Regions from separate parts of the Mus musculus genome. Here region 1 is linked to region 2. Evidence: chromatin loops called from intact Hi-C (ENCODE). Cell type or tissue: heart. All regions are shown on one strand. Each heading gives the region's core, and the rest is flanking DNA. Links, peaks and the distances in the headings are about the cores only.

Evidence for each region. A loop is a pair of places that touch in the nucleus more often than their neighbours do. Peaks named below come from ENCODE experiments on the same cell type or tissue, not always from the same donor. Only the 100,000 strongest peaks of a DNase experiment are listed, where the experiment ranks them.
Region 1: it touches region 2 in a loop (7-fold over the local background); 12 of 42 quality-filtered maps call a loop at or near these places.

What each region holds. Positions count from the first base shown.
Region 1 is chr11:34,825,868-34,841,544 of GRCm38, reverse strand. It overlaps Spdl1 (spindle apparatus coiled-coil protein 1), which reads left to right and starts at 7,904. Exons shown (of 12, transcript NM_027411.2): 1 at 7,904-8,057; 2 at 10,646-10,820. The coding sequence starts at 10,665. In heart, for the core only: a CTCF peak has its summit at 5,083 (motif pointing left); a DNase peak (open chromatin) is centred at 7,854; H3K4me3 peaks cover 2,460 bases; H3K27ac peaks cover 1,707 bases.
Region 2 is chr11:35,829,882-35,845,143 of GRCm38, reverse strand. Rars (arginyl-tRNA synthetase) reads left to right here and starts at 10,616. Exons shown (of 15, transcript NM_025936.3): 1 at 10,616-10,707; 2 at 11,838-11,972. The coding sequence starts at 10,663. Wwc1 (WW, C2 and coiled-coil domain containing 1) reads left to right here. Exons shown (of 23, transcript NM_170779.2): 20 at 897-989; 21 at 3,157-3,390; 22 at 4,713-4,834; 23 at 5,900-6,745. The coding sequence ends at 5,966. In heart, for the core only: CTCF peaks have their summits at 7,782 (motif pointing right) and 10,532 (motif pointing right); a DNase peak (open chromatin) is centred at 10,603; H3K4me3 peaks cover 1,667 bases; H3K27ac peaks cover 989 bases.

The sequences.
Region 1 (15,677 bases), core at 4,821-12,820, 1.0 Mb after region 2:
AATATAACTGTGAAGGGGAGCTAGAGTAGACATAGAGGGTAGATGGGGAAGGGGCCTGGATTGAGGGAGGGCAGTGGAAACAGGAGGGTCCAAGTGGGAGAAGGGGAGAGAGGAGAGAGGAGAGAGGAGAGAGGAGAGAGGAGAGAGGAGATAGAGAGAACTGGGAGAGCTCAACTGGAATGGGGGGTTGCATCTCTGGGATGAGTTAGAAACCCAGAGCAATGGAAACTTGCAGAAATCAACAAGGGTGCCTCAAGCTAAGAACCCTAGCACTGGGAGCTATGGAGCCTAAACCAGCTATCTACTGTAACCAGGCAAGACTTCCACTAGAGAGACTGGGACACCAGCCCAACCACAAAACCTTCCACCACTTCCATTCATCCTGCCTGTAAGATGTGCTGGGGTAAAGGTGGGATAAATTGTGGCAGTGGCCAACCAATGACTGGTCGAGCTTGAGACCCATGCCATGAGAGGGAGCCCACCCCGACACTGCGTGGAGAGCTAGGAGCCAGAAGCTAGAGAGCCCAAAGACTTAGGATAGAATCAAACATAACTGGCAAATGAAAAAAAAAGTCAGTGAAATGATTCCTAATGATATTCTGCTCTACTCATAGATCGATGTGTAGCCCAACTGTTATCAGAGAGGCTTCACCCAGGAGCTGATGGAAACAGATGCAGAGACCCACAGCCAAACATAGGGTGGAGTGTGGAGAATCCTGCAGAAGATGCAGGTGTTGGGGGAGGTTGTAGGAGCCAGAGAGGTCTAGGACACCACACACACACACACACACACACACACACACCCCACAAAATTAACAAACCTGAGCCAATAGTGGCTCACAGAGACTGAACTGCCAACCAGGGAGCCTGCAAAGGACTGACCTAGGCCCTCTGCACACGTTACAGTTGTAGAGCTTGGTCTTCATGTGGGACTTCTAACAGCAAGTGGAGGGGCTGTCTCTGACTCTGATGCCTGCGCTTGATACCCTCTCTGCATCCAGGGTTGTCTAGCCTTAATAGGAGAGGAGGTGCCTGGTAGTACTGTAACTTGATATGGCACGGCTGGCTGATGTCCGTGGAAGGCCTGCGCTTTTATGAAGAGAAATAGAGGAGGAGTGGAGAGGAGGGAGAGGGGAGGTTTGGGAAGGGGGCTGGGAGTAGAGGAGGGAGGGGAAACTGTGGTAGGGATGTAAAACACACACACACACACACAGTAAGAACTAGGCCAACTGAACTCTCTCTCTCTCTCTCTCTCTCTCTCTCTCTCTCTCTCTCTCTTTCTCTCTCTCTCTCTGGAAAGCTTAGTGTGACCAGTTCAAGACTCTAGAGAGGCCTTAAGACTTGAGATACTGCACTTTGACTTGGGTCAAATATATTAGAGAGGAGGCTCAGTATCACTAGGTAATATGGTTTGTTTGTTTGTTTGTTTGTTTATGTATGAGGATTCTGTGTTTTATGCATGAGAATTTGGGCTCATACTAGACCAAGAGCTGCAGTGAAATCTACAGGAATGTGGAATGGACGCTGGAAAGTGGGTTTATGCAGAAATACAATCTTGTAAGTAGACATAAGTAGAATCAATCTTGTAAACAAAAAGTGAGAATTTTTGTGTTTTATACACATAAGCAAACTAAAAGTTATGCTCTCTTCTCAGCAAGTGAAAGTCATAATGGGTGTAAACTTGTCAATCTTAAATCTAGTGTTCGTTGATCCTAAGATTATCTGGGGGAGTGGGGAGAGGGAAGTCAATTTAAATGTAGCCAGGAGGTTGTCTGAAACAGGGACAAGGAAAAGGATTACCCACAAGATGTCTGTCTTAGTCAGGGTTACTATTGCTGTGATGAAACACCATGATCAAAGCAACTTGCATAAAGGGGTTTAGTCAGCTTATACTTCCACATCATAGTTCGCCATTAAAGGAAGTCAGGACAGAAACTCAAACAGTGCAGAAACCTACAAGCGGAAGCCATAAAGTGACCCAGGTCAGTCAACAGGGTCTGAGAGAGAGAGGGGGGGGGGGGCGGAGAGAGAGAGGGAGAGAGAGAGGACTGAGGGGCAAGAGATGCGAAGAATAGAAACAAAACACACTATCAAGAATCAAGTCTCAAGTCTTGAGTCTCAAGTCTCATTTATTGGAAGGCAACTATAGCTATATATGCATTCACTGGGGAGTGCAGCTGGAGACGCTTAACCACAGGTCCAGGATGTATAGGAGAAAAAAACAAGATGTTATCAGAGTGTGTTCAGCTGTGGTGGGCTTCTTGTAAAAACATTATGCTAGGAAAACAAGTCTCTTGTCAGGGTGGAAAAGTACTGCCGGTAAGTAAATAGCTGCAGAGACAATAGCGGCTTTTGCTAGGAGTAGGCTCCCAACAACAAAAGGATGCTATGCTGCTTACTGGTTTGCTCTCCGTGGCTAGCTCAGTTTGCTTTCTGATAGAACTCAGGGCCACCAGCCCAAAGATAGCAGCACCCATGAAGAGCTGGGCCTTCCCATATCAATCACTAAATACAGAAATGCCTTACAGGCTTGCCTACAATCAGATCTTGTAGAGGCATTTTCTCAACCAAGGCTCCCTCCCCTCTGACGACTCTAGGTTGTGTCAAGCTGACATAAAACTAATGAGTACAATGTCTGATTCCCTCAATTTCCATTACCATTCACTGGTCCCTTCACCTAGGTCAGGCCTTCCTTTCCTTCAAAGAAGTCATTCTGTCTGGAAGTAAACAGAACTCCCAAATGTAAATATGGAAGTGAACAGTCTGGGTCTACTCAAGCTCTGATGGGGGTATTATTTTATTTTATCAACTCAATCATCAATGAAGTGTTGTGATCAGACCGATCCCCATTCCCTGCTCCAGTCCCTATCCATCACCACACCACACCCTTTTTTTTTCCAACATCACGTCTTCTTTTTCTAAATCTACCAAGTCTGCTTAGTGCTGCCAGTTTGTGCATGGTTGGGTGCAGAGCCACTCTTCGAAGCACGGGCATCCCTCAGTGACTGCATTTGTAAAGAAAATGGGCTCTCCTAGATGCCATTGATCACCAATTGCTCCTGTGCCGGAGCTGGGGCCTTGTGATCACTTGCTTTCACCTTGGTCTTGCATGTGAAGTCATAGCAGCTTTGAGTTCATGGGTGGGAGGGACCCCTTGTGTCCTGGAAAGCATTGCCTCAGAACTCACCCTTACCTTTGGCTCTTACCATCCTTCCGGCCCCTCTTGGGCAATGATTTCTGAGCCTTCAGAATAGGAGGTTGGTACAGATTTCTTATTCGGGGCTGAGCACTTGGAGACATTTATCCTCAGATAGAAGCATTACTGTATATTGGTTAAAATATTTTAACTTCCAAACAGCAGAGAACTTAAACCAAAACTGTTTGAACAACAGCCATACAGAATGATGGACAGCTATAGCTTCATGAAAGGCTTGAAGCACTCAGATAGCAAGAGCAGGACTCTTACATTCTCTGCTTACATCCCTGTTTCTTATTCATTTCTCAAGCCAGATGGCAGCTGCAAGCTATAGAGCACGACTGTTGTCTTCTTAGGTAGCCACACTTCAGTCCACAACAAAGAGAATTAATACAATCTATTTCTCCAAAAGTCCCGGGGGGCGGATCACACTGGCTTGTCATTCAGAGGCCATCTTTCAACCCGTTTCTGTCATCAGAATGGTGAGTACCCTAGAGGTAAAGTATACTGAAGCTGAAGGGCAGAATCAGCTGTAAAGACTCCACAGGGTGGAACATGGATGGAAAGGCGAATTGCTTATAAAATACACAATGCTTTGGGCAGGAAAAAGGAGCAAGTTAATCAATACATTGTACTGAGAAAGCATAACACTGCTGAGTGAAGGCTTCGTCCACTCAGACAGAAACTGGACTCATTAGGAGCTAACGTTGATGCAGGAAGAGTCAGCATGCCAGGCTTCCCCATTATTATTACGATTGAGCAGCCGAATCTGCTTGCTCGGACAATTATTTTGATAACTGACTGCCACATTGGGAGCTATGATGATTAGATTTCCAGTCTGTCTCATGTGTCTTCTTTCTCTTACTATATCAGTGGTTCTCAATCTGTGGGTTGCAACCTGTTTGGGGCCGAATGACCCTTTTGTAAGGGTCACCTAAGACATCGGGAAAACAGAGATATTTATATTATAATCCCTAACAGTGGCAAAATTACTGTTATGAAGTAGCAACGAAAGTAAACTTAGGGTTGGGGGTCACCATAGCATGAGGAACGGTAGTAAAGGCTCTCCGCATGCGTTAGGTTGAGAACTACTGTGTTCTTCTACCCTAGCTAGTCCATGGATTAGGACAATCCCTGTATCTTGCACCCAGACAGCTATTCCACACTTGTGGACAGTTAGTCCACAAGTTTCAATGAACACAACCTTTACCGTCTCTCAGCCTATTCTATCAATCATGGGACTTTATTAATTAATGCAGTTTTATTTCAGACTCCTCGGTGTCTCAGAGTCTTGTACTTGTTTTTGCCTGGCCTCAAAGAAGTCCCCCTCACAGCTCAACAAGGACATCAAAGGTATCCTCTGGGCAGGAACTGTTTGGTAGATGTCTCTCCACTAAACTCTAAGCTTTTTGATCACATGCCCTTCCTCTGTAGAGCCCTAAGCCATCACGAAACAGGTTCGCATCAAAATAAACAGCTTTCAAGGCACTGCAGCACCACCAGAACAGCATTCTAACATGGAGTTAGTGTGGTCACACTCAAAGAATGACGAGCTTCTCACAGCAACCAGCCTGCACTTGAGTAGCTATTGTCTTAGGAATTTTAACGGAGGGGAGAGTGGATATTTTTGTTGCTTCTCAGAATTCAGAAGCCTTTCCTATGCTCCGTGAACCCATTATCATGCAAGGAGGAATACGCCATCTCTGATGTAAAATGAAAATGGCAGACACAGAGGAATCCACCCCACCATAAACTTTTGGCATGTCAGCCATGCATGTGGACCTCAGTCTCATTTGGGAGACCTGTACTTCAAACTACTAAAGAGTGTAGGTTAATCTAGGAAGCTATCTAAAAATCGTTTCACTTGTGACATCTAGTGTCTGGACATGGTACTGGCTGTACTCTATCCAGGGCATCCCTAACAGTGCCTTTTAACTTCATGGAAAAAGATAAAAACCACAACAAATTTACTTTAAAGATTGTAAGTGACTTTTATTTATGATTCTAAGTTACAACAGTCCTCAGGATCTGAAGAGGTTTTAACAATTCCTTTCAACAAGATCAGGAAGTATTTGTGAATAGGAAACAAGTGAGACAGAGAGACCTCTTCAGGTCCCAGCTCAGCATCCACTTGATTTGAATCATCTGGCCACTGAAGATGGTCTTGAAGCTCAATTATTTGTGTGCCACTTAGTGCAAATGATTCCAGGTTACTTTCATGCAGTGGGCCAGTGTAGAAAGACGCGCCCAAATCAATGTTCTCCTATAAACTGCCTTTAACGATTAGAGAGAGAGGCCTTTAAGACTTTGTGAACATGGTCCTCTCCCTCGAGTCCATTTTTCCTTACTTCTGCCATCTTTCAAGACTCTGCTTAGTGCCAGTGCATTTGTAACTTTTTAAATGAATATCCAGACAAAATATACTTTTCCTTTTATGTAGGGTCATATGAATTTAAAAAAAAAAAGATTTATTTATTTTTATAAATAAGTACACTGTTGCTGTCTTCAAATGCACCAGAAGAGGGCATCAGACTTCATTATGGGTGGTTGTGAGCCACCATGTGGTTTCTGGGATTTGAACTCAGGTCCTTTTGGAAGAGCAGTCCAAAGCTTACCCACTGAGCCATCTCGCCAGCCCATGAATTTTTAATATATATGTGAGTATATTTGTGTGTGTGATAATTTCTACAGCCATGATTTTAAATATATATTTGTTGGGGTTCAGGAGTCGCCCACAAACCACACAAACACCAAGCTCAGTCAGACAGGGATGGTTTACTGAACACACACCCTAAGCTTGATCGATCAGGGCCATAGTTCAGAATCTGGCGGCCGAGGCTACAACTCCGAACATTTCTCAGGGTGTGCTTATAAAGGAAAATGCCACAATGAGCTCGTGTGCAGGTGCTGGAAGTGCTGTTCAGTGGTCAGCTCTGACTCAAGCTATTTTGGACATAACAGTTCATACTGATTTAATCTGATGGGTCCTATAGCTTTGTGGAATTTCTTAAGATTAACAATTGTCATACAGAACATAACAAGATATGTTATCAACATGACCTTGCTCTGAGTCAAGTTATTTTTCTGTGCCAATGAGTGGCAGGCATATCACAGCAACAGTATGAAAGAGCTGGCAGGCATGGAACAAAATGGCTACAGCTATGTTGGGGGGCACAGGCCTCAAGAATATTAAATATATGTAAATAATATACTGTGTTGTGAGCAACTCCCTGATAGTACGTTTAATCACACATCCTTCCAAGGTCTATGTCACTGCACCTGAGAGATAGTATGTGATTTAATATGTTCTCTCTGAATCAAAGAACAAAACAAGGAATTCATAAAGATTTTAGTTACAGGTATTAACTAGTCATGACTGGCCAACGATAGAGGTTATCTTCCTGACTCCTGAGTTGAAGAATCTGAGAATGATAGAAGAAATGGAATTTGCTTCATTTAATGAAGAACTCAGTGGTGATTATATCTGCTTGATGGATCATTGTTGTTTATCTTAAAACAGTTCAGTCCTTTAAAGTCTGGTCTAGCTCCATCAGAAATAACGGTCTACAAATGAAAATGAAGTGAGAAAGTCAAAGGGTGTGGAGCATCAAGATATTAAAACTCAATGGAGGCAATGCAGGAAAGGGGAAAAATAAACACTGACTACTGGACACTGAAGGTAAAAAATCACTGGGGTACAGTGCAGGATTGGCCTCATGATAAAACAAACAAAAACAAAAAGAAACGCTGGTGATCTTGTCAAGAGACAATTTACTGTACAATATAACAAACTAATCCCAGCACTCCCGAGGCAGAGGCTGGAGGATCTCTGTGAGTTCATCGCTTGTCCGGTCTGCAGGGAGAGTTCCAAGACAGTCAGGGCTACATAGAGACCCTGTCTCAAAAAGCTAAATAATAACGATGATGATGAAACTGAATAGTGAAAACCTTCTCAGACGTTTTGTTATATAAAGAAAAACAAAACGGGAATGTTACTGACTGGAGTTTCCGATTCACTTTTGGAATGTGTCACTTCGGCACCTTCATCTACAGAGGGCAAAGATTCAACACAGTAAACCACGATAAAAGACATAGAGCCAAGCCCATAGATAAAAAAGATATGATGCCAGGTGCCAGTTACTAGAGCTCTCCAGATTTCCCATTGCTTAAAAGTGTAAAGAATAAGCAAGTTTACAAGGAATTTCTATTTAGACACGCATGCCCTCGAGCTGTACTGCAAAACCAGCTGGGTTCGTCTCAATAGCAGTCCTATTGCGGTGATTTTGAATTACTTAGGTTTTCTTTGGAGGAGACTTTAATTTCCTCTGCGCAAAGTGCAAGGGCTGGCAGGGTGGTTCGCAGTCCTAACTGGGGCGAGCCCAGTGGAAGGTGGCACTGTGCTGGCCCTGGTGAGACTCAACGCCTTAGCTCCTAAAGGCGACTGCAGGCGGGCCAGCGAGGGGCTGACAATACCTTCCGACCCGGCGACACTGGCGTTGGTAAAGACGACAACAAATAAATAAACCAGAGAAACACACTTCACTAAAAGCAGACACTTCTAAGAAAACGAAGCAGCAGGAACGCCCAAAAGCCCAAGTCGCGGAGCATGCACATGCGCAGTCTCTGCAAGGCGCCCCACTCGTTTGCCCCGGAGGCGCGGATTGGACAAGACATCTCGTGAGAAACGTGAGTTCTCGCGGGAACCGTATTCAAAAATCCCCGGCGCTTACTTAGCAGTGCTGCTGCCGAGTGAAGAGGGAGTTATTTCTGTGCTGAGGTGGAGTTAGTGTCACGAATCTGGGAGTCCAGTGCTCTCCGGACAGGCCTCCGGTTGCAGCAGCCAGGAAGCGTGAGGAGAGAGGTAAGGGCGAGCGTCGGGAAGGGTGAACCGGGAGGAGGTGGGAGGAACGCCTGTTCTCAGGAACCTGAGTTCTCTGGAGCCGCCTTCCGGGTCGGTGTAGTCTTCGGTCGGACCGCTTCGCTGCGGGTTTGACTGCAGAAGGATAAATACGGTGCTGGGTGGTCTGGGACCTCCGAGTCTTGAATTCTCCAGTACCCTTAGCCAGTGGTGCAGTCTGAATTAACTTACAATTATGTAGCAGACACACAGGACGGAGTCTCATTGTAACATCTCATTCGCTTATGTTTTACTTATTTACTTTTTTTGTTGTTTTTCTTTTATTCACATTATATCCCAATCGCAGCCCCCTCCCCACTTTCCTCCCAGTCCCGCCCCCCAATCCCTATCCCCACTACTACCCCTCCCTCTTTTCTCAGAGAAGGGGAGTCGTGTCCCCCCCCCCCCCCAGTACCACCTCATCCTGGGACATCAAATCCCAGCGGAGTTAAATAAGCATGTTCCAACCAGGCGGTCCAGGTAGGGTAAGGGGTACAATGGCAGGCAGCAGAGTCAGAGACAGCCCTGCTTCAATTGTTAGGGGACCTGCAGGAAGACCAAGCTGCATATCTGCTACACATACGTAGGGGGCCTAGGTCCAGCCCCTGCATCCTCCTTAGTTGGTGGTTCAGCCTCAGTGAGCCCCCATGGGTCCAGGTTGATTGACTTGCATGTCTTCCTGTGGTGGCCTTGACCCCTTCAGCTTGCTCAATTCTATCCCCTACTCTTCCTCACGAGACTCCCAGAGCCCTGCCTGATGCCTGATGGGCCTTTGCTTCTGCTTCCATCTGCTGCTGGGTTAAGCCTCTCAAGACACAGTTATGTTAGGGCTGCAAACATAGCACGGGGTCGTTAATAGTGTCAGGGGTTGGCTCTCTCTCATGGGATGGGTTTCAAGTTGTGCCATTCAGTGGTTCTGCTCCATCTTTATCCCTGAGCCTCCTATAGGCAGGAGAACTTTGGGCTTGAAAGTTTTGCTTGGGTTTGTTTATTTATCTATTCAATGATTACAGATTGCAGTGGTAACATTTTGGATGTTTGGGTTAAATGTTTTCACTTGTACTTATTTGTGAAAATGTAACTACCCCCACCCCCCAAAAAAAAGTTTAAAATCCGTTTGGCTGGCATGGTATTTCTGTTGATGCCTAGTAAGAATTCATGTGTTCTTAATCTAGTTAGATGCCTTTTACTCTTTTTGTTTTTGTTTTTGTTTTGTTTTGTTTGTTTTTCGAGACAAGGTTTTTCTGAATAGCCCTGGCTGTCCTGGAACTCACTTTGTAGACCAGGCTGGCCTCGAACTCAGATATCTGCCTGCCTCTGCCTCCCGAGTGCTGGGATTAAAGGTGTGTGCCACCACCTCCCGGCTTTTTTGTTTTTGTTTGTTTGTTTGTTTCCTTTTACTCTTTTTATCTTATAGAATCTCTAAGATAGATGAAGCAAGATGCTCACAAAACTTTTTCACATTGATGTAGCCAGTTGGATGTGGAAGTGAGCTTTGAGCTCAGATAGCTAGCTCATCCACAGAACTTGCTGACACTTAAATGCCTTATACGGGTTGGGTTTTTGAGAAGTTGTGGTGAAAAGTGATTAGCACACTAGGCTTTGGAGCTCCACTTTGATTTTTATGTCATTTAGCCACATCTGTGTATCGCCTACTATTTTCTCTCAAACCTATCCTATTTTGTTTTGTTTTGTTTTGATTTTCTGAGACAGGGTTTCTCTGTGTAGTCCTGTCTGTCCTGGAACTCACTCTGTAGACCAGGCTGGCCTTGAACTCAGAAATCCACCTGCCTCTGCCTCCCAAGTGCTGGGATTAAAGGCGTGCACCACCACTGCCTGGCTCTCAAACCTATCCTAACCAGGCTTTTGCCTCACTTCTCCACCTTGGGCCAGTGACCTGCAGTTTCCAGTTTCTCATCTAATTTGCCTTAGTATCATTTGCCGTGATGGTTTCTTTCCACCTCCTGGAGGAATTTTGTCTTTTTGGCTCCCAGAAACATTACATGCTTTCCACTTACTTCCTGAGTAGTACCTGAGGATACTTCCGGTCTTTCCTTCATAGCAGCCTTCTGTTCTGAGACTTGTCAGCAGTTTTGCTCATCTTCTAGTGATAAGGAATCTTAAGGACTTAATGTTGGCACTCTCCAAATTTGTATTTTTAGTACAGCATATTCAAGTCATACTGAAAATATGAATTCTTGCTTTCTTCCCTGTAACATTTTTTTACCTCAGTGTCTCAGCCGAGGGTAGCTCCATTCTAGTAATTGCTTAGGCAGAAGGCTATATTCATTTTTCTTTTTACCTCCCAGAATCCACCTATCAGAAAATTGTATTGACTTGACCTTCACAAGTTTTGTAGAGTTCCGCCATTTCTCACTACCTACTGTGCTGTCACTGATAAGAGGAATTGTCCTGCAATTCAGAAATCAAATTCTAATACCCTTTTGGTTTTCTATGGCAGTACTGCTGACCATATATGTTTCTTCTCTTGCTCTGATGTCACTACATTTAGTCCCACGTTCAGCTCACGTAGTTATATTTTATCTTTCCAGTAGGTTGAGAACAGACATCATGGAGGCAGATATCACAAATCTTCGGAACAAACTCAAAGAGTGTGAAGACGAGCGACTGAAAGCTGCACACTATGGCCTACAGCTCTTGGAGAGGCAGACGGAACTGCAGAGCCAACTGGATAAATGTCATGAAGAAATGATGATCACAGCAGAGGTAGGGTCCAGTATACTAGTTTACAAGGAAGTACATCGGAACTAAAAACTTGTTTTGTGTGGTAGCTATCCTTTCTCATTTGAAGACCTAAACTGTCCCACCCCAACTGTGTTGAAAAGGAATTTCCAGTGTTCTTTCCAACAGTTGGTTGCCTCTGAGGTCAGCCTGGTTTCCTTGCTACATTTACTGCCTGGTGTGGTTCAATCCATGCTCTGCGTCAGTGACCTCACTCCTTTATAGTTCTAAACCTCTGAGTGCTCCATGGCCTTTCACCAAGCCTTTAGTGTATTCCAGTGCCTGCCACTGATGGGCGTCTCAAGCTTGACACAACCACTCTCTGTCTGCTAACTGGATGTTCACTTGCTTTGGTAAGAAGATTGGCATTCTGGATAGTTGCTTGAGCCTGAAGTCAAGGGGTCCCACATTTTATCCATCAATAAATCAAAGGACTTGACTCACATCTTAGTTAGGTTTCTACTGCTGTGATGAAACACCATGACCAAAAGAAGCTTGAGGAGAAACCGTTGATTTCATCTAGAGAAGTCAGACCAGGAGCCTGGAGCCAGGAGCTGATGCATAGGCCACGGAGGGATGGATGCTGCTTACTGGCTTGGCCAGCCTGTTTTTGGACACCACCCACAGTGAGCTGGGCTCTTTTACATCAATCATTAGTGAATAAAATGCCTCACAGACTTGCATACAGGTCAGTCTTACAAAGGTGTTTTCTCGGCTAAGATTTCCTCCTCACACATATGTCTAAGTTTGTGTTAATTTGTCAAAAAATAAACAACTCACACAGCCAAAATGTCTGCCTAAGATACTGCAGCTCTAGCCCAGACCACAGCCATCTTTCCATTGGACTGCTGTAGCCTACTGACTGCTTGCCAGCTTCCACCATTACCATTCATACGTCACACATTCAAGTGGCCATGAGAAAATAACAAGGTCCCCTTTCTTCCTTTCCTTCTGAAGCCGCACAGGGCTTTCTATTGTATTCTCAGAGTCTGAGCTCTTAACTTGGCTTTGTATATCCTCGTGTTCTGGCCTCTGCCTAAGTGAGCACCATGTTTCAAATGTGTTTTCTGTAGTCTTTCCTGTACTGGCTTTATACTGAACGTTTCTTCTGGAGTCATTCATCCACTCTTCTTGACTCTGCCCTCAACCACAGACTGTCAGTTAAATGTCCTGTCAGCATGATGGCTATACACTGACTGTACAATGTCAAGTTGTCAAAATTTGCTCTTATTCCTCTCCTACTGATTATCTCCAGAGTTGCACGCTGCATGAGAGGGAATTTTGTCTATTCTTATTCACTAATATACACCTGTTGCCTGGCCCACAAAGATTTTTCAAATTACTAAATCAGTTTAATATTAAATGTTTAGTCTTTTAAAACTGAACTACAGAATTATGCATATAACAGGTAGACATCACTAATGGCAGCTGTCATTTTTCCAAGTACGATTTACTGTTCTTAATAAGTACTAGATGGCAAATCATGAAACAAAGATTAGATATCTCAGAATGGAAACAGTCATGCTGCACAGTTGTTTTGGAAATACCTCATGGAATTTGGGTGTCTTTAAAATAGAAGAGCTTTGGATGGGAGGGGAGGTTGATGAAAATAATTCTAACCTCTTTTCCCTTAGTTTAATTGAATTTTATTTATTTTTTTGTTTTGTTTTTAATGTGTTTCTTTTGGGGGGGGCTTCGAGACAGGGTTTCTCTGTATAGCCCTGGCTGTCCAGGAACTTACTCTGTAGACCAGGCTGGCCTTGAATTCACAAATCCACCTGACTCTGCCTCCGAAGTGCTGGGATTAAAGACTTGTGTCACCACTGCCTTGCTTGTTTTAATGTTTTAATTATTCTTTGAAAATTTTATACAGTATATTTTGATCGTGTTCTTCCGTCACCCCCAAACTCTTCTCAGATTCTCTCTACCTCTCCACCTAACTTCATACATTTTTCTCTCTCTTTAAAAAACAAACAAAACCATGGAGTTCAATTTGTGTTGGCTGACTACTCCTGAGGATGGGGCATGCCCTAGATAGAGTGTGGTTGATTACCCAGTGTCACCCCATTGAAGAAAACTGATTTTATTCTCTCCCTGAGCTGAGATATGCTCTGGCGGTTTATGAAGGCCTCAAATGTGCTGTCAGAGCTTCTGTGTTTTTATGCGCATCTGCCCTGTTGTGCCTGGAAAGCACTGTTTTTTTTTTTTTTTTTTTTCTTGACATTATTCACCACCTCTGGCTCTTTGTTTGCTTGCTTGTTTTTGGTTTTTCAAGACAGGGTTTCTTTGTGTAGCCCTGGCTGTCCTGGAACTCACTCTGTAGACCAGGCTGGCCTCGAACTCAGAAATCCACCTGCCTCTGCCTCCCAAGTGCTGGGATTAAAAGTGTGCGCCACCACTGCCTGACTCCACCTCTGGCTCTTAAAGTCTTTTTGCCCCCTCTTCCAAATGGATCCTTGAACCTTGAAGAGATCTGTGCTCTTTTAGCAGAATAATAGTTATAGGTTTCCCCCTAGGGCCCATGACCTATCTAGCCTCGGATTCTTGGCTTCATTGACAGTGTCAGGTATGGGTTTCATCTGGTAGAAGGGGATGGGAGGGCTCAAATCCAAGTTAGAAAGTGGCTGGTTACTCTCCTGACACTCAAGCCATGACTGCAGCAGCAGGCTTAACTTGGAGGAAGTCATGAAGGTTTTTAGCTGAGTGAGATCAGTTTCGCTTTCGCACATTGAACACTAGGCAGTCAGGTGAAGCTTCTAGATTTCTCCATGTTGTGGAGGACAACCAATAACCTTGGCAATAGTCTGTAATATGGCTAGTGGGGGAAGGCACCTATGGGACTCTATTGTCCAACAGCTCAAAAATAAGCATCCCATTGCTGGTGTTGGGTTTTATTTGGGAGTATATATGGTCTGGTTTAGGTATTACACCTACCCAGAATTATATGATGACACTATTAAACACCCTTTTTATAGATATATACATCTCAGGAAGCCTTTATAGTTGTTTTTGCAAGATTTTTAGTGTTAGTTGTTCCTCCCCCAAATCCCTCCTCTCCCCTGCTTTATCTCATTTAAAACAAAAATTAGAAGGAACTGTAATACTTTTTTAACCATAGCATGTTTATAGTTATTTTGTAAATGTAACAATGCTCTGAAAGTATTTAGTATTTTTTTCTTTTAGTATTTTGTTGTTTTTGAAAGCAATCAAGGAAGAACATCTCATTATCAACTAGTAATGCTAACCAGGAACATTTGAGTACTGGTAAAATATCCTTTTTTTCTCTGTTCTTAGGGATTGATAGACCATCATGCTATGGGGTTTATCCTTCCTTGATAGAGAACTGCAGCAATTGCTATTCCTCCAGCATGGACTTTGACATATTTCTCCTGTCTATAGTTGTCCATAAATAATACATGGACAGTTCTAGATATAAATAATTTATGTAAAATAATAATTTATAAATCTGTAGTGATTATGTTCTGCTTGGGACATGAAACACTGTCTAGCAGGTGTTGTTCCTCTTTATGTCTTGTAAGGTCATGAGTCATCTAACACGATGTCATATGCCTCACATGACTACTGTCACATTTCATCTCATCACATGAACATTATACTATCTAGCATCTAAGAATGGTGACTGTATGTAATACAGTAAGATTTTGAGAGAAAAATGACACGAAACTTTAAACTGCTCTTTTTTATTATTGGTTATATCATTAATTTCTTAGTGTGCCAAATTTAAAATTAAATTTTGTCAGGTCAGATACTATATATTGGGTGTGGGTGAGCATGGTGTATGTAGAGTTTGGTATTGTTTGTGGATCCAGCCATCGGGCAGGGCTTCTGGAAACATTCCTAGCAGCATGTAAGATACACATGCCGTCCAATGCTGAGCTTGGATGTCTGGCACAAGGTGATCTCGAACATGCTTCCCTTGTATTCTGTGCGTCCCAGCATCTGGATCCATGAGCATTTTCTCCTGCTGCTTTGAAAATGTGTTCCTATACCAGTTCCCTTAGAAAGCCTCTTCTTAGCCTGCCCTTGTCTTCAGTACCAGTCACTGTAGCTTAAAGTTGCTGAGTGTTTTGTTTTCGATGAATCTTGAGGTTAGACACCGTGTTTTACCTATTTCTGGGATTGGTACCCGGCACATTTGCTTGCTTTTTGAGTATGCACAGAGTGGATAGTCGTTGGAAAGGAGGTCCGAGTGTCTCCAGCGAGTGTTTCACTGAGCTGGTTGCAGTGTTTCTGGTCCTGTGATACCAAAGGTTTCCTTTACTTTTTCTTGTTGTCTCGCAAGTGGATTCTAATTATGGAAAGATTCTGTTATTGTGCTGTACTGAATAAAAAACAACTTACTGTTCTAATAACCAGATAAATTCTTAGTTTTTGATTAGTGTGTGAAAAGGCTTACTACCATGACAGTTATTGTTTAGCCAAGAGCAAGAATGTTTCAGGAAATCCTTAACACTCAGCAGTCTGAGGTTTCTTTTGGATTTTGAAATCCAGAGACTGCCTCCTCCATTACTGTTTGTATGTTGGCTTCCAGGGCCACAGAGACCGCGAATTGGAAGGCAAAAGTCAGTAATTTCCTGGGATCCGTGCCTTTTCTTCTTTCAGCTTGAGGATTTTGAGATCCCTGTGATATTCAAATACACCTTTTGGGGTTCATTAAGACTGATTGGAAGGTTTGGGCTTAGAGGTCATTTGGTAAAATGCTTTCCTGAGTCTAGTTCCCAGACATGGTAGAACAATGTCTTATTGTTATCCATCCCAGCTCTGGAGAGTCACAAGTAGGTGGATCCCTGGGACTCAGCCCACTGGCAATCCCTCCTACCC
Region 2 (15,262 bases), core at 7,263-15,262:
TCCTGTGTCTGGTCTGCTTCAGACTCCACCTGGCACAGGGACTGTTAGTGTCGTTATCTTTAATCATGATGAATAGCCACGAAAATAATGACACTAATAGCTTCTCGTTAGAGACCCTCAGCAGTAAACGGACAGCTGCCTGTCCTCCCCTGCAGGAGAAAGGCTGTCGTAGCTGAGAATGGGGACCTCTGGGGAAACATGACAAATGGCCGATGCAGGGATTTGAGTGGGGAAGATGGCTGAGCCCAACTTTTGCAGAGTCTGTATATTCTTTCTCTATATGGGTGTGTCTCCTTGGCCTTGGAGCACCCTCGCCCTGCCCCCTCCAGCGCATCTCTCCGTTTGCAGTACTCGCTTGCAGTACTGAAGACCCGGCATATCCTCGACTCATGCTTTATCTCTGGCCCAGATATCTGTCTCCAAAGAGGACAGGGACAAGTGTGTGTAAGCAGCTCTTTGCATGGCAGGACAAAGGGACAGTATATCCTACAGTGGTGGTACCTCGTCAGGCCCCACTGAGCAGCTCTTTCGTGGCTTTGGGTGGGTTCTGTGACTCGTGAGCCTCTATGCCCTGCACGTAACATGGTGACTGTCCTTGCACAGTGTTGTGAGGATACCCCAAGGTGACTCATCACCCCAAGGTGATTCATCTAATTTAGGGTCATGTGGAGACAACGGCACGCACCACGCCTAGTGCATGTTTAGCCAGTGGTCACCGTAAAGGGATGGGAAGTCCAGAGCAAAGCCTGGAATAGGAAGCTCAGAGCCTGGGTGGAATCTGGGGAGGTGATCTCTTCCTGTTCCCACTGGACCCTTTTTTTTTTGTGGGGGTGGGGGGAGCCGTGTCCAGAACACACTCTTCCCATGCCTGACTTCCTCTGCTTTCTCTCTTGCAGCTAAACCGCAGTGACAGTGATAGTTCTACGCTGTCCAAGAAGCCACCTTTTGTGCGAAACTCCCTGGAGCGGCGCAGCGTCAGGATGAAGCGGGTAAGAGCCGCCTTAAAGCTCCTTTTGTGCCTGCCTTCTGTGCCTGCTGCTCTTCACTTCGGGAAGGCTTATGGATAGGCTGGAGTGTCAGGGAAAAGGGGAGTGGGTAGGACGGGGTGGGTGGGCTGGCTCTGCAGATAAAGGTGCTTGTGTGACCTTGACGACCTGAGTTCCTGGGGACCCAGGGAAAAGTCTAAGTCAAGAACCAACTTCACACAGTTGTCCTCTTACCTCTACACATGCACCATGCATGCACATATGGTCACTCTTGGGTGTACATACACACACACACACACACACAATGATAGACTAGACAGACAGACAGATGTTCACTCTGGAAAAATACTCTAGAACCTCCACATTTTTTTGTCCCTACATTTCTGCTGTCGAGCTGGGGAAATGACTCAGTGGGTGAGGGCACTCCTTTTATAAGCATGAGGACTCAAGTTTGAAACCCCACATAAAAAGCCAGACATGGCTGTGTTTGTCTGTAACCCCAGCGTTAGGGGTGAGGTGGAGACACAGGTCTCATTAGACAGGCAACCGAAAGGTCAAGTCCTGGTGCAGTGAGAGACCCCGTCTCAAGGCGATAAGATGCGAGAGATGGGGGAGACACCCAATACGATGCACTCACCTCTCGCCGCTCTGACCTACGGCTATTTTCGCATTCAGGCCTTTGTGAGATGCAGCCATAGCCCCTAGAGGTCACTGAGAGGGTGATTGCCTAGTGTGTGCAAAGGCTCACACCGTAAAACAAAACAAACTAAAGCAATAATACAACTTAGCAAGTCCACAGGCTGTGAGACTGCCTTCGGGAATGGATTGGTCCAAACCCTGAAATAATTCCAGCAGGTCTCTTGCCCCTTCTCACAACACTGTTCCTGCCACATAGCTAAACCTCCTCCTTCTCCTCCTCCTCCTCCTCTTCCTCCTCCTCCTCCTCCTCCTCCTCATCTTCCTCCTTCTCCTCCTCCTCCTGCTTCTTTTTGAGACAGGTTTTTCTGTGTAGCCCTGGCTGTCTTGTAACTTTCTCTATAGATGAGGCTGGCCTCAAATTTATAGAGATTCCCCTGCCTGTGCATCCCAAGTGCCAGGGTTAAAGGCCTGCGCCACCACTGCCCTACTCTTTTTATTGATTTTTATTGATTTTATTGATTTTTATTGATTCTTTGTAAATTTCACATCATGCACCCCAGTCCCACTCATTTTCTAGTTCTTCCATATCAGCCCTCCATCCTTGTAGCCTACCCCCAAAAGAAAAAAAAAAAATTTAATTAAAAAAAATCAGCGGGCTGGTGAGATGGCTCAGTGGGTAAGAGCACCCGACTGCTCTTCCGAAGGTCCAGAGTTCAAATCCCAGCAACCACATGGTGGCTTACAACCATCTATAAAGAGATCTGGCGCCCTCTTCTGGAGTGTCTGAAGACAGCTAAAGTGTACTTACATATAATAAATAAATAAATAAATAAATAAATAAATAAATAAATAGAGTTTAAAAAAAACAGAACATCTCTTAAAAAAAAAAGTTTAAATAAAAAAAAATCAGCAACAAAAACTTGCTGCAGTGTGTCTTCTGGAGTGTCTGAAGACAGCTAAAGTGTACTTACATATAATAAATAAATAAATAAATAAATAAATAAATAAAGTTTAAAAAAAAACAGAACATCTCTTAAAAAAAAAAAGTTTAAATAAAAAAAAAATCAGCAACAAAAACTTGCTGCAGTGTGTCCCAGATAACCGAATTCTTGAGCAGAGTCTGGCTACTGGAGGCACACAGTCCAGACGTTGCCCAGTGTAATATGCATTGAGACAATCCGAGGGCAGGTTAGCACCCCACACCATTCACAGAATGCAAATGCAGTCAGCACTGCTCGGGAATCTCAGCTCTCCCACCACACTCCACACACTCTAACCTAGAGCCCCGGCTGTGTAGACACTAACACGCAGGCCCCTGGAGGGCTGTTGTGAAAGGGGAACTGGAGCCGCATGACAACGGAGTCCCTGGTACGTGGTGCACATCCTGTGTGACTTAGAGAGTATATTCTCGCAGTAAGAAAAGGGTGTCTGCACATAAAGGAAGGCGGGGGTTGGGGTTTAGAGGACTGGGATCTGTGGGTTTCTGGGCTGAGCCCTCTGGCAGGCATGAACATCATCTCCACCCCCGCAGCCTTCCTCCGTCAAGTCCCTGCGCACAGAGCGTCTGATCCGCACCTCGCTGGACCTAGAACTCGACCTGCAGGCCACGAGGACCTGGCACAGCCAGCTGACTCAGGAGATCTCAGTGCTGAAGGAGCTGAAGGAGCATTTGGAGCAAGCCAAGAACCACGGGGAGAAGGAGCTGCCACAGTGGCTGCGTGAAGACGAGCGCTTCCGCTTGCTACTGAGGATGCTGGAGAAGAAGGTGAGTACCACTGGCTGGCTGCCTCTCAGCATCCTGTGATCCCACTGTGGAGGGGGGCCCTGAGGGCTTCGCTCTACAAGTGTTTCTGTTGATATTTTTTTATGTGAGTGCTTACAATTCAACCCCACTCACCGTGAGTCCTTCATCAGATACAGCAAGCACCTTATCTAGGTGGGCCATGCACGTAAGGGCGAAGCAGGAGAATTACAATTCGTAATTCAATACGTAAACCATATACCGAATTCTAGTCTAGATGACTAAGCTAGACTGAAACCCTGTCCTGTCTCAAATGCAAACAAACAAAAAATAAAAACAACAACCAAAAAAAATAATCTATCAAACAAAAGAAAGGGGCTGGAGAGATGGCTCAGTGGTTAAGGGTGTAAGACTCCAGGGAGCCTTAGCTTACTGGGGACCCCCTGAGTGAACCACATGGAGCCGGGATGGATGCAAAAAAAAAAAAAAAAAACCAAGAGGAATTTATTGTTCCACTGCACTGGGGTCATCGAGACCCAGAGAAGAGGTGGCGACGCCCAGCACCCATTTGGGGAGTTTTTATATGGTTTCCAGGGCATCAGCATCTAGGCACAATATGATTGGCGGAACAGGGCACCCTTTAAACTGATTGGTCTTTAGGGAATGAGGTGACAAGGACTTCCCTTGTCTGAAGGTGGGCAATGGTCAGTCCTGCAGAATGTGTCCCCACCTGCAGGTCGGTTCCACCCTGTTGTCTGAGAAATGTTAATTAGTCTCGCCCTTCAGCAAGGGCAAGTGTTTCATTACCTTCCCAAAGTTCCTGAGCTGACCTTTTCAAGGGCACTGGCTGTTCTTCTAGAGGTTCTTGGGTTCAATTCCCAGCAACCACATGGCGGCTCACAACCATCTGTAATGGGATCTGATGCACTCTTCTGGCACACAGGTATACATGCAGATAGAGTACTCATATACATAAAACTGAACGCATTTCTTTTTTAAATAAAAATTTAAAAACAAAAATCAAAAGTGAAACAAACAAAATTGAGTCATTTTCTTGGTCTGTAAAATCAAAGCTACTGTAAAATCTCCCCTCCCAAGTGCCTGAGGAGCAGGTAAGAAACACACTTCACTAGGCGTGTCCTGTCACAGTTCCTTCAGGCACAGGAAGGGCTTCTATTCCCTGCCTCAATCCTCAGTGGTCATCGGTGGATGATGTGAATATAACCCTACACAATGCCTTCTACACAATGCCGACTCTATGGTACAGACTCTGCATTGCTAACAGCGCCTCCTGCAGGCCAGAGGACTCTCTCCCACCTCACACTCTTGCTTGCCTTACCTCCCAGGTGGATCGTGGGGAGCACAAGAGTGAGTTGCAAGCCGACAAGATGATGAGAGCTGCTGCCAAGGATGTGCACAGGCTTCGAGGCCAGAGCTGTAAGGAGCCCCCAGAAGTGCAGTCTTTCAGGTGAGTGGATAATCCCAGTCTCATGCCTTCCGCTACCCCACCAGCTGCCTGGCCTTTATCGTCTTTGCTGGCCTCGTGTTCCCTGCTCCTGGGCACTGAATGCCCCTGTTGCTAGCAGAGCTGTAGCCTACATGGGAACAGATGTTCATCCTCTGCCAGGCTCCCATAATGCTGTGAGTACTGTGGTGCTCTGGGACCAGTCCCCACACAGCTCAGCCCAGTTTGTGAGATCCTCTTGTTTAATGAATGAACCACCTGCCTTATCCTTTCCTCTCAGCCTTTTCGGTACCTGGTAATTGCAGGGGCCTGGCTGGTGATAAAGAGGGGAGTGGCGTGCAATGGATGCTCACCTAATTTCCTGCCTCGGCTTGCTAGCCTGCCTAATAGAATCACAGCTGGGTGCTTGCCTTGCTGGACCTACACGTGTCAGAGGAGGGTCACAGATGTCATTTGGTGTGGGCCTTCCAACACAAAGGGATTTAGATTCATCCTCCATCCACTATAGTGTGAGTTCAAGGCCAACCTGTGTTCCATGAGACCCTGCCTCAAACACACACAAAAAACAAAAATAAACCAATGTTCATATACATACACACACACACATATATGCATATGTATATGTATGTGTTTCCTGTATTGATCATGCTAATGGGTCAAGCATGATTTTGTCTCCTATGTCACTCGCTGCAAAGATATTTGACTGTGTGTGTGTGTGTGTGTGTGTGTGTGTGTGTGTGTTGTTAAAGATGGGACTATGTGGATAGGAACTCAAAATCTCGGACCCAAGCTATGTTTGTCTTGAGCCTCTCAAGTTGCTGGGACTAGAGGCATGTATCACCATGTTCAGGGTTCATAGATTTCAGATTTCACAGCCAGAGTTCAGGCATGCTAACAGCATTTAATAGTGGCCAGAGCTATCACTAAGTATCCTACAGTATATAGTAGAGGTGTCTCTCAGTGGCAGACTGTGTGATTGGGATACATGATGCCCTGACCCTGAGCAGGGCTTTATCCTGTCCATACCTATGTGTTCAGTGAGGTTGAAACACCTGTTTTCCATCACAGGGAGAAAATGGCATTTTTCACCCGGCCTCGGATGAACATCCCAGCTCTCTCTGCAGATGACGTCTAACCACCAGAAAAGTATTTCCTTTGTCTCGTGCGCGCGCGTGCAGACCAAGCTGTGAAGGCTGACTGTGACTAATGTTATTTATGAGGCATTATATGAAGGTACTGAGTCACAAGTCCCCGAGCGCTCTTGTTGGTTTGAAGACAGATTTTTTTTTTAAATTTCAGGTTTTCTTGTTATTATTTAAAAAAAAAAATGACAAAGCAACCATAACAACAAAAACAAAAACCAAACAAACAAAAAAACCAGCATTAAAATGACAAGATTGTATAGTTTGTATATTTAGGAATGTATTTTTGGGAAAGAATTTAAATGAACTAAAGCAGCATTAAGTGGCTGCTAGTCTTAAAACTGTCTAGAGTTTTCTTTTTGTACAGCAACAACTTTCAGAGGTTTCCCTGCAATAATAAAAAAAAAAAAAGTTGTATTTGAGGGGCGACAATCCTCAAAGGAGGTCCCGCGGGTGGCACAGCACAGCTAGCCTGCCCTGGTTAACGTTATTTTGTACAATAATACAAAGACAAGGATGTACAGTAATCGTGGGGGAATTCGAAGACTGTCCGCGGATCTTTGTGAGCTGTGATGTGTCTTTCATGTGGCCACGTGACCGTGACCGGAAGCAGGTAGCCTGGAGCTGGCTGAACCGCCCGGACTGGTGACAGGCCACGCCCAGGCCACGCCCATCTCAGATGCCCAGTGACGCAGCTGTGGGAGTGAGGGGAGGGCTGCGGAGAACCGCATTTGGATCTATCTCTAACAATAAAGTGGCCTTTTAAGAAAGAGCTTCTTGTCATTTGTCCCTTTCACATCTTCACTTTTATTATGTCCCTGATTTCACTCAGCTCCAAATCCTGGGGGGGGAAATTTTGTTTTCCTTTTTCTTTTATTTTTCGAGTTATACTTATTTGTCCGTTAGATAAAAGTGACTGCTCAGCTCTTTGGGAACCTAAGGTCTGGTGGTGTATGTCTGTGTTTCCAGAACCTGCAAGGTGGACGCAGGAGTTTGAGACCTTCTCAGCAGTATGAAAACCTGTCCTTAAAAACTGAGCCTGGAGAGATGGCTCAGGAGTTAAAGGCACTGGCTGCTCTTCCTGGAGAACAGTATTTGATTCCAAGCACCCATATCGTGGCTCACAGCTATATGTAATTCCAGTTTCCGGGATCTGAGACCCTTTCTGGTCTCTGTGCATACCAAGTATGCATATGGTGCACAGACAGACATGCACCCACAATGCACATAAATAAATGACTAATGGGACATTGAGAGATGTGTCAGCAGTTAAGAATGCTACTGCTCTTCCAGAGAACTGATGACTGGTGCCCAGCACCCACGTCAGTCAGCTCACAACCAGCCATAACATACACTCATGCTCCTATGCACATAGCCTGACACACACAAGTACACATAATTCAAACTAAAACAAAGTTTAAGCCTAGTTTTATTATTTTAAAAGGAGGTACCTAAGCATACCAAGTGCAAAGGCTACACAAGAGCCATAGAATCACATCTTTCCCCTCACCACAGCTCTAATCACTAAAAGTTTATTTTTAGCTGGGTTATCTTTACAATATCCTATACAGAAGGTACGATTATGATCTTGTGGTCTTGTTATTCTGAGATAGGGTCACACTGTGTAGTTCAGGCTGGCCTCAAACTCAAAACAATTGTCTTGCCATAGCCTTTCTAGGATTATCAGCATGACTTTTTTTGTGTGCTTTTTTAAAGATGGGTGGATGAATATGGATGGATAGAATTATGTTCACTTCTATTTTATGTGTATGGGTATTTTGCCTGCACAGATGTGTGCACCCCTGCATGTGGGTGCAATGCCTATAGAGACCAGAAGAGGTCATTGGGTCCTCTTGGAACTGAGTTACAGACAGTTGTTAGCTAACATGTGGGTGCTGGGATTTGAACCCGGGGCTTCTGGCACAGAAATCAGTGCTCTTAACCTCTGAGTCACCTCTCCACCTCAATGTGAATTTTATTTTATTTTATTTGGTTGCATATTGACATCAGCTTGGTCTCAAACTTATACTGTAGTCTAAGATGGCCTTGTTTGTTTTTAAAGATTCCTTTTATTTATATGTATATCCAAAGATGCCCATGAAGGCCAGCAGAGTTTTGTCCCCTGGAATTAGAGTTATAGAGGGGTCATGGGCCACCTATATTTCACATGAGTGCCAGAAACTCTAGTCATCTGGAAGAGTAGCAAGGGCTCTTAACCGCAGGTCTTGTTTTGTTTATAAAGAAAGGGTCTTTCTCAGCTAGGCATTCTGATATGTGCTTTTAATCCCTGTACTATTCAGGCCCAGCCTGTTCTACATGGCAAGTTTTAGGATATCCAGGGCTAGCTTAGTGAAACCTTGGGGGGGCGGGTCGAGGAGAGGGGAGAAAGAGGAGGAGGAAGAGGAAAGAAACAAAAGGAAAGAGACCAAGTTTTGGGGTTGGGGATGTGGCTCAATAGAATAGTAGTGTGGCTTAGCAAACACAAAGCCCTGGGCTTAATCCCAGCACTGGAAGAAAAGAATTAAAGACAAGACTTTGGAAACTAAAGCCCTGCATTGTTTATCCAGTGTTTGCTATTGTAGACCGAATTACTGAGATCCAGCATCCGCTGCTGTAGATCCACGGTGCTGAGAGTCACTCTCTACTGTTATAAGTTAAGTCGCAATGTTAAGCCACAGTAGTGAAGTCTATATTCTACTTGTTATATTCTAGATGCTTCTGGAATAACTCATTTCCATATCTTTGACCCATACCATGAGTACAGCTATCCCCAGAGCACGTTGCTAACTGAATGTATTAATGGGAATATGGTAAGGATAGCCATCAATTTCTGCCAACTATAGGATAGTGGGTAAATGAAGCTAATTGGAAATAGCAGGCTTGACGTTATGTACTTCTGGCCAACCATATGTATCTGATTCCCTAGGTTTCATATCTCACGCACCAGACACACCTGTTCACCATTTCAGCTCCTGACACAGTATTCCCTAACACATGACAATTACTGACTGACTGAAGGAAAGTCGAAGTCCTTCCAATCCGGCTGTGTAGCAATGGGAACATAGGCGTTTCTCAGTGGCTTGTGACCTCTTTTTTTTCCTTCCTTCTTCCTTTTTTTTTTTTTTTTTTTTTTTTTTTTTTGCTTGTTTGCTTGCTTACCTGGAGACAGGTCCTTACTCTACAGTCCTAAAACTCACTAACTCAGGCTGGAATGAATTCACAGCAATCACAGTGTTGTGTGTGTGTGTGTGTGTGTGTTTTTAACATTTTTTTATGTGCTGTGGTGATAGCCAAGTGCCTTAATGCAGCATTTTCTCAAAGTGGGTATAGGTACCACTGGTGACAATATAGAAAACTATAGGCCCGGAGAGGCAGCAGATGTAATCCCAGAACACAGGAAATGCTTGAGTTTTAGGCCAGCCCGCTCTACCTAGCAAAAAGAAAACACAGGTAGATATGGCTGCATTCTTTATTATCTATAATAATATGTTGATTGTTTTTGAAAGTTTATCTATTTTATGTATATGGGTGTTTTGTCTGCATGTATGCTTGCACACCAGGAGAGAGCATCAAATCCCAGGGAACTACATGTTCATAGGTGAGTGTGAGCTGCCATGTGAATACTGGGATCAAACTAGGACCTCTGGGGGAAAAAAAAACAGCCAGTGCTCTCAACCACTGAGCCACCTCTCAAGTCCTATATTTATTTAATATGTAGCATCTTTAGCCCACACACTCAGCCCATGGATTCATAGATATTATTGTTTAGGATGAAGATAAGTAAATTTTAACGTGAACTAAATCCATCTTGGTGGTAAAACCACGTTACCACGACCCTTGGAAGGTGGAAAGAAAAAGATCAGAAGTTCAAGACAAAAGATCAGAAGCTCAGCTAAATGCAAGACTACCCTGGGCTACATCTTTCAAACGAACAGAAGAGCCTGAGAGATGCTCCAAGAGGCTGCCTGGCTCAAGTCATTGTACCACCTTCCTTTCTTGGTAATTAAAACATTGTTTGCCTGGTAAGGAGGCTGAGGCAGGAGGATGGAGAGTCAAAGGTCAGAGTGGAATACAAAAAGTCTACACATGCACATGTGCGCGTGCACGCGCGCACTACACATACAATGAAAAGGAAAGCCATTGTTTTCTCTTTCCCCTTTCAGGCAGTCTCCATTAGTTTAAGGACCTTTTTTTATCATACATTCTAAACATCTTCACATCCTGGAGAGAGTATCTAGCACCTTAATGTGAACAACAACAAAAATGCCTGTTTAACAGAGGGATGAGTTGCAGGCAGTGGTGGCGCATGCCTTTAATCCCAGCACTTGGGAGGCAGAGGTAGGTGGATTTCTGAGTTCGAGGTCAGCCTGGTCTACAGAGGGAGTTCCAGGACAGCCAGGGCTAGAAACCCTGTCTCGAAAAAAACAAAAACAAAAAACACAAAAAATCAAAACAAAAGAGGGATGGGTTCTGTGCCCATGCCCGCGCCATGCCTCCAAGCAGAGGGTAGGTTGCTTTGGCCTGCTCCCCGCCTCTCTCGCAGTGTCTCCTGGATCCCGTTAGGGGGCAGCAGAGGGCGCGCCCTGAAAAACCAAAAACAGTGACTTACCCGGGTAGGAATTTCCGTTTCCGGCCCAAACTAGACACTTCCGCTTCCGGCCGCTTGGCATGTGAGTCGCTGACGAGAGGATGGACGGTCTGGTGGCTCAGTGCTCCGCGCGGTTGCTGCAGCAGGTTTGTCCCTGGGCGGGGCGGAGGGCTCTGGAGCGGGCGGCGGCGGGGCAGAGTCCGCAGTGGCTTCCACAGGCGGCCGCGGCGACCCCAGTCCGGGACCTCGGGGCTTGCGAAGCCTTGCTGCTCCGCTGGCCCTTTCCTCTTGGCCGGGTCGTGCGACTGTCACTCAGAGAAGAGAGGGTGGACAGCGAGCGAGGCTCACTCTGCTGGTCGCCCAGGCCAGGTTAGAGCAGGACAGGTGTGCCCTGAGACCCAGCCGGAAACTTCCCAAGAAGCCGCCAGTGTTGGTCTGGAACAGTGTCACAATTTTGAAAAACGAAAGTAAGACCAGCCCCTTTTCTTTTTCGGGCCTAGACACTAGCGTTAGGAACTCAGTTTGTCTAAGTCTTCCCTGGACAATAACTGCTTTTATGCAAATCATCCCCGAGGTGCAAAATAAATGGACAAGCTCTTTACTGCTGAGTCCAGTGAATAGTAGCAGATCTTGGAGAGATGGGGAAAAAAAAAACCATATATATATGAAGTTTACGTAGACCCAGAAAAGGCAAAGACGGACACTTGAGTGATTTCGAATATGACAAAAGATGGATTGACTCCTTTTTGTCTCGGGATCTAACCCAGAGCCAAGGCCTATGTGTGGCAAGCAGCACTGAGGGGTGCAAGTCCCCAACTCCTACTGATGTTTGTTGGTTTGTTTTGTCGTTTTTGATTTGGTTTGGTTTTTTTTAGTCCCAAGTCATTAGATTTAGCAACACAGGTAGTAAAGCCAGAAACTTGTACTCTGACTAAATCAGGATGCACCTAGCTAAAGAAGAGACTTCCGTGTTTGACTCTGGCCCTGGACTTTCAACTCACAGCCTCTCAACTGCTAGGACTGGAGATGTGTACTGCCATGCACACTTGGCTGAGTTATATTCTCTGCCCCGCAGTCCCTCATCCCCAGCACACACATGTGAACTCAGTTCCATCTCATAAAGGATGATTGCTGACGTCAGTAAAATCATTGCAAAGTCCATTCTCATTTTTCTACCCCACATGTTGTGGAGAGCGAAATGAGGAAGTCTGTGGTAAGGTTTGCCATTATCCGGGAAGCATTTGTTTGACCTGGAAAAGTTGCCTTTCCCTTACAGGAAAGGGAGATTAAGGCTCTGACTGCTGAGATCGACCGGCTGAAGAACTGTGGCTGCTTGGAAGCTTCTCCAAGTTTGGAACAGTTACGAGAAGAAAATTTAAAATTGAAGTATAGGCTGAATATTCTTCGAAGGGTAAGTGCTCCGGATGTTTTCAAATAATTTGTTGTTGCTGTTGTTGTTGTTACTGAAGATTCTAGAAGTACGTGCTATAAGAATTGAGAAGAGGAGTTTGTTTAGAAATCAGTTTTCCTGCATAAGGCAAGTTAGGACTCATTAGGCTGGAGAAAGTGGGGCGGCACTGGCTTCCCAGGGCCCTTTTAAGTAGTTTATTATGATACCCCTTTTAAGTGGTTCATTACGATGGTTTAATGGTTTGGAAGTTGAGATTTCTTCAAAGGCTTATGTCCATGCTGTCAAAGGAATGTCTTTTGTTTTTAAAACCATTTTAACTACTGTAAAAGAAACAGTTTCTCAGGAGCAACTAACAGGGATGTTTTAAAATGCACTCACTGATTCCTAACTCCTCTGCAATGAAGTTGTTTATTTTGCAGTTTTGTGTTATGCTTTATAGCATCTTTTGGGGTTCTTTTCATTTAATGTTGCGAAACTTTCTCTGCCTCTCCTCCTCCCCATCCAACAGCCTCTCTATACAGACCAGGCTGGCTTCTGGGCTGGGCTGCCTCCATCTTGAAGTGCATTTTCTTCTTCTGTGTCTCTCAGGCTGGGTTTACAGGTGTGTACTACCATGCCACCATTTGAATAGCCTTACAGTCCAGCAATGCTTATCAATGTAGTTTGTTTGTTTGTTTGTTTTAAAGAAAGCCTACCTTCAGCTTCTTTGGCCTGCCTTTCAGGTTTGCTGATGACACAGCCTAGCATGTTGCCTCATTCATTGTTCTCCAGTGTGTGTACTTCCTTCTGGATTGCACAGGCACCGCTCCAAGTCCTCATCTCAGGCGTCTGACCAGTCCTTTGAAGCACTTTATTATCTGTGTGGAGGCAGCTGTGCTCAGATAGCTTTGTCAAGTGCTTGTGCGCTGCTGAAGGAAGTAAGGGAAATAAATCCACAGCTGTGGTGAAAACAAACTTCTCTGTGTGCAAGAGACAAGGGCAGGCTGATCTTTTAGTTCCAGACCAGCCTGGTCTACAGAGTGAGTCTCGGGACAACCAGGGCTACACAGAGAAACCCTGTCTCGGAAAACCAGAGAGAGGGAGAGGGGGGGAGGGAGGGAGCATCAAAGGACTAAAGTGCTGTGTGCCATAACTTCACTCTGCCGCCTTGCCCTAGTTCTTGGGCCACATACTCCACCTTGAAAGCACGTACCGGATGGTTCTGGCAGGAGGTGTTTTACCCATGTTCTCATAAGCACGGCTGCCTCAGTTTTTTCTTATTGCTTTTCTGTCTTTTTTATGTGTTTTTAAGATTTAGAAACGTATTTAGTATTGTTTTTGAGGCACAGTTTCTATTTAGCCCTGACCTTTCTGGAGCTGTCATAAGTAGACCAGTTCTCAAACTCACATAGATCCTCTGCCTCTACCTCTGCCTCCAGAGCCTAGCCACTTAGTACATTTATTAAAGTACTCACAGAAAGCTTTTTCACACCGATAGCACTCATACATGATTGCTGTCACGATAATGCCACTTTTAAAGAATCCGTAGATTTTCGGGAATCTGCTTCTAATCTTAGTTTTCTCAAAAGCTGTTATTTTTACAAATTTTTATAATGTGAGGTTTTACAAAACCTCAAAACAGTAAAGGTGATTGTACCAAAATGTGTCTGCTTTTGGCTTTATTTGAGTCCAGGTCTCACAGTCCAGCCCTGGCTGGCGTGGTTTGTGCTCTGTGGCCTGTAGCTCTCAGACTTGTGCAGTCCTCCGTCTTGGTCTCCCAGGACTAGCTAAGAGTAGTAGTAACTCCTTGCTCCCACAGGCCTAGGAATCATGGGAGAAAGGAAGACACACACGTATAAATCAAGTAAAGAAAAGTTGCCAAGAACTTGTCAGGCTGGCTCACCTCTGTAGTCCTAGCCCCGAAAGGCAAAGCAGGAAGATGGCTGTGTGTGCAGGGCCAGCCTGGGCTATAGCTCAGGAGCCGGCCTGTGTGAGGCCGTGGGTGCAGTCCAGCTCCAGATAAAACTGCATGTGGCTGCGCGTGGTGGTGCGCGCCTTGATTCCATCACTTTCTGTGGGAGGCAAGAGGATCAGGGAAGGAAGGCAGGAAAGAAAAAGTGTTACATTGATTATATTCAAATGTTAATTTGAATGAAGTCAAGTACAGTGGCTTCTGTGTGTTTGTGTATAGGTTTATTTTAAAAGATACAAGTTTTAAAAAGTTACAAGGTTATTAGAGATTTTTAAGACTTAGGATTATATGTAACTGACATTTTCTATTGGAAATCTTTAGATTGTGAAAAGCATGAATAAGAAGTTGATAAATAAAAATTTAAAACTGATCAGGCATGGGAGCTGATCCTATATAGCCCAGCCCTTTGGGAAGTGAAGGCAGGAGAAGCAGGATTTCTAGACCAGCTTCAGCAACACGAGACTCTCACAACAAACCAAAAAAAGCAGACCACCAAAACCCACTTAACTCAGCTCTTTTTGTTTGTTTCCTTGTCGCTATTTGTAGTTTTCTGGCATGGAAATTCTCAACCAGAGTACAAGCTTTATTTTACACAGTTGTTTTACCACTATGTCTGTTAGCAATCTTTGTAACCGTGTACAGAATTACACGGTTGCCAACACGCACTCCCATAGAGAACCTCGCTTGCACTGAGCCTTCTGCAGGGCTGATGGACTTCCAGAGCCCAATTTCAGTTTATCTCAGGCTCTCTTGAGCCCTCCCCACCCTTCAATAGCCACTTCAGTATCTGACCTAACATTTTACCAGGCTTTTTGATGAGTTAAAGAATATAATTTTGCTGAGCACAGGGGTGCACACTTTTAATTCCAGCATTCAGGAGGCAGAGTCAGGCAGTTCTTTGAGTTCAAGAGTAGCTTGATCTACACAGAGAAACCCTATCTAGAAAAAACAAACAAAGACTATAACTTGATAGACTGGGGCAGGAAGATTGTTGTAAGTTTGCAGCCAGCCTGAGGTATAAAGTGACCCGGTATCAATCAGTCAATAACACGTGTGTAAATGTTTTTATTTTGTAGCAGAGACGTCCGAGGAGGGTGGGACTTGACTTCTACATTCCTGTACACCTGGTTTGTGATCGGTCAGTTACTAATTTACATGGAAGTGATGCTAGTGGGGACATCAGGCCTGTTAAGTAGATGGAAGTCAGAAGAGCATGCACACGAACACTGGTTATAGAACTTGACACTGAGTACCTAACTACTACCTAACTACTGTTACCATTCCTGTTTCACACTGCAGGTCTGTCAGGTTTGTTGCCTTTTTGAGACAGGTTATTACT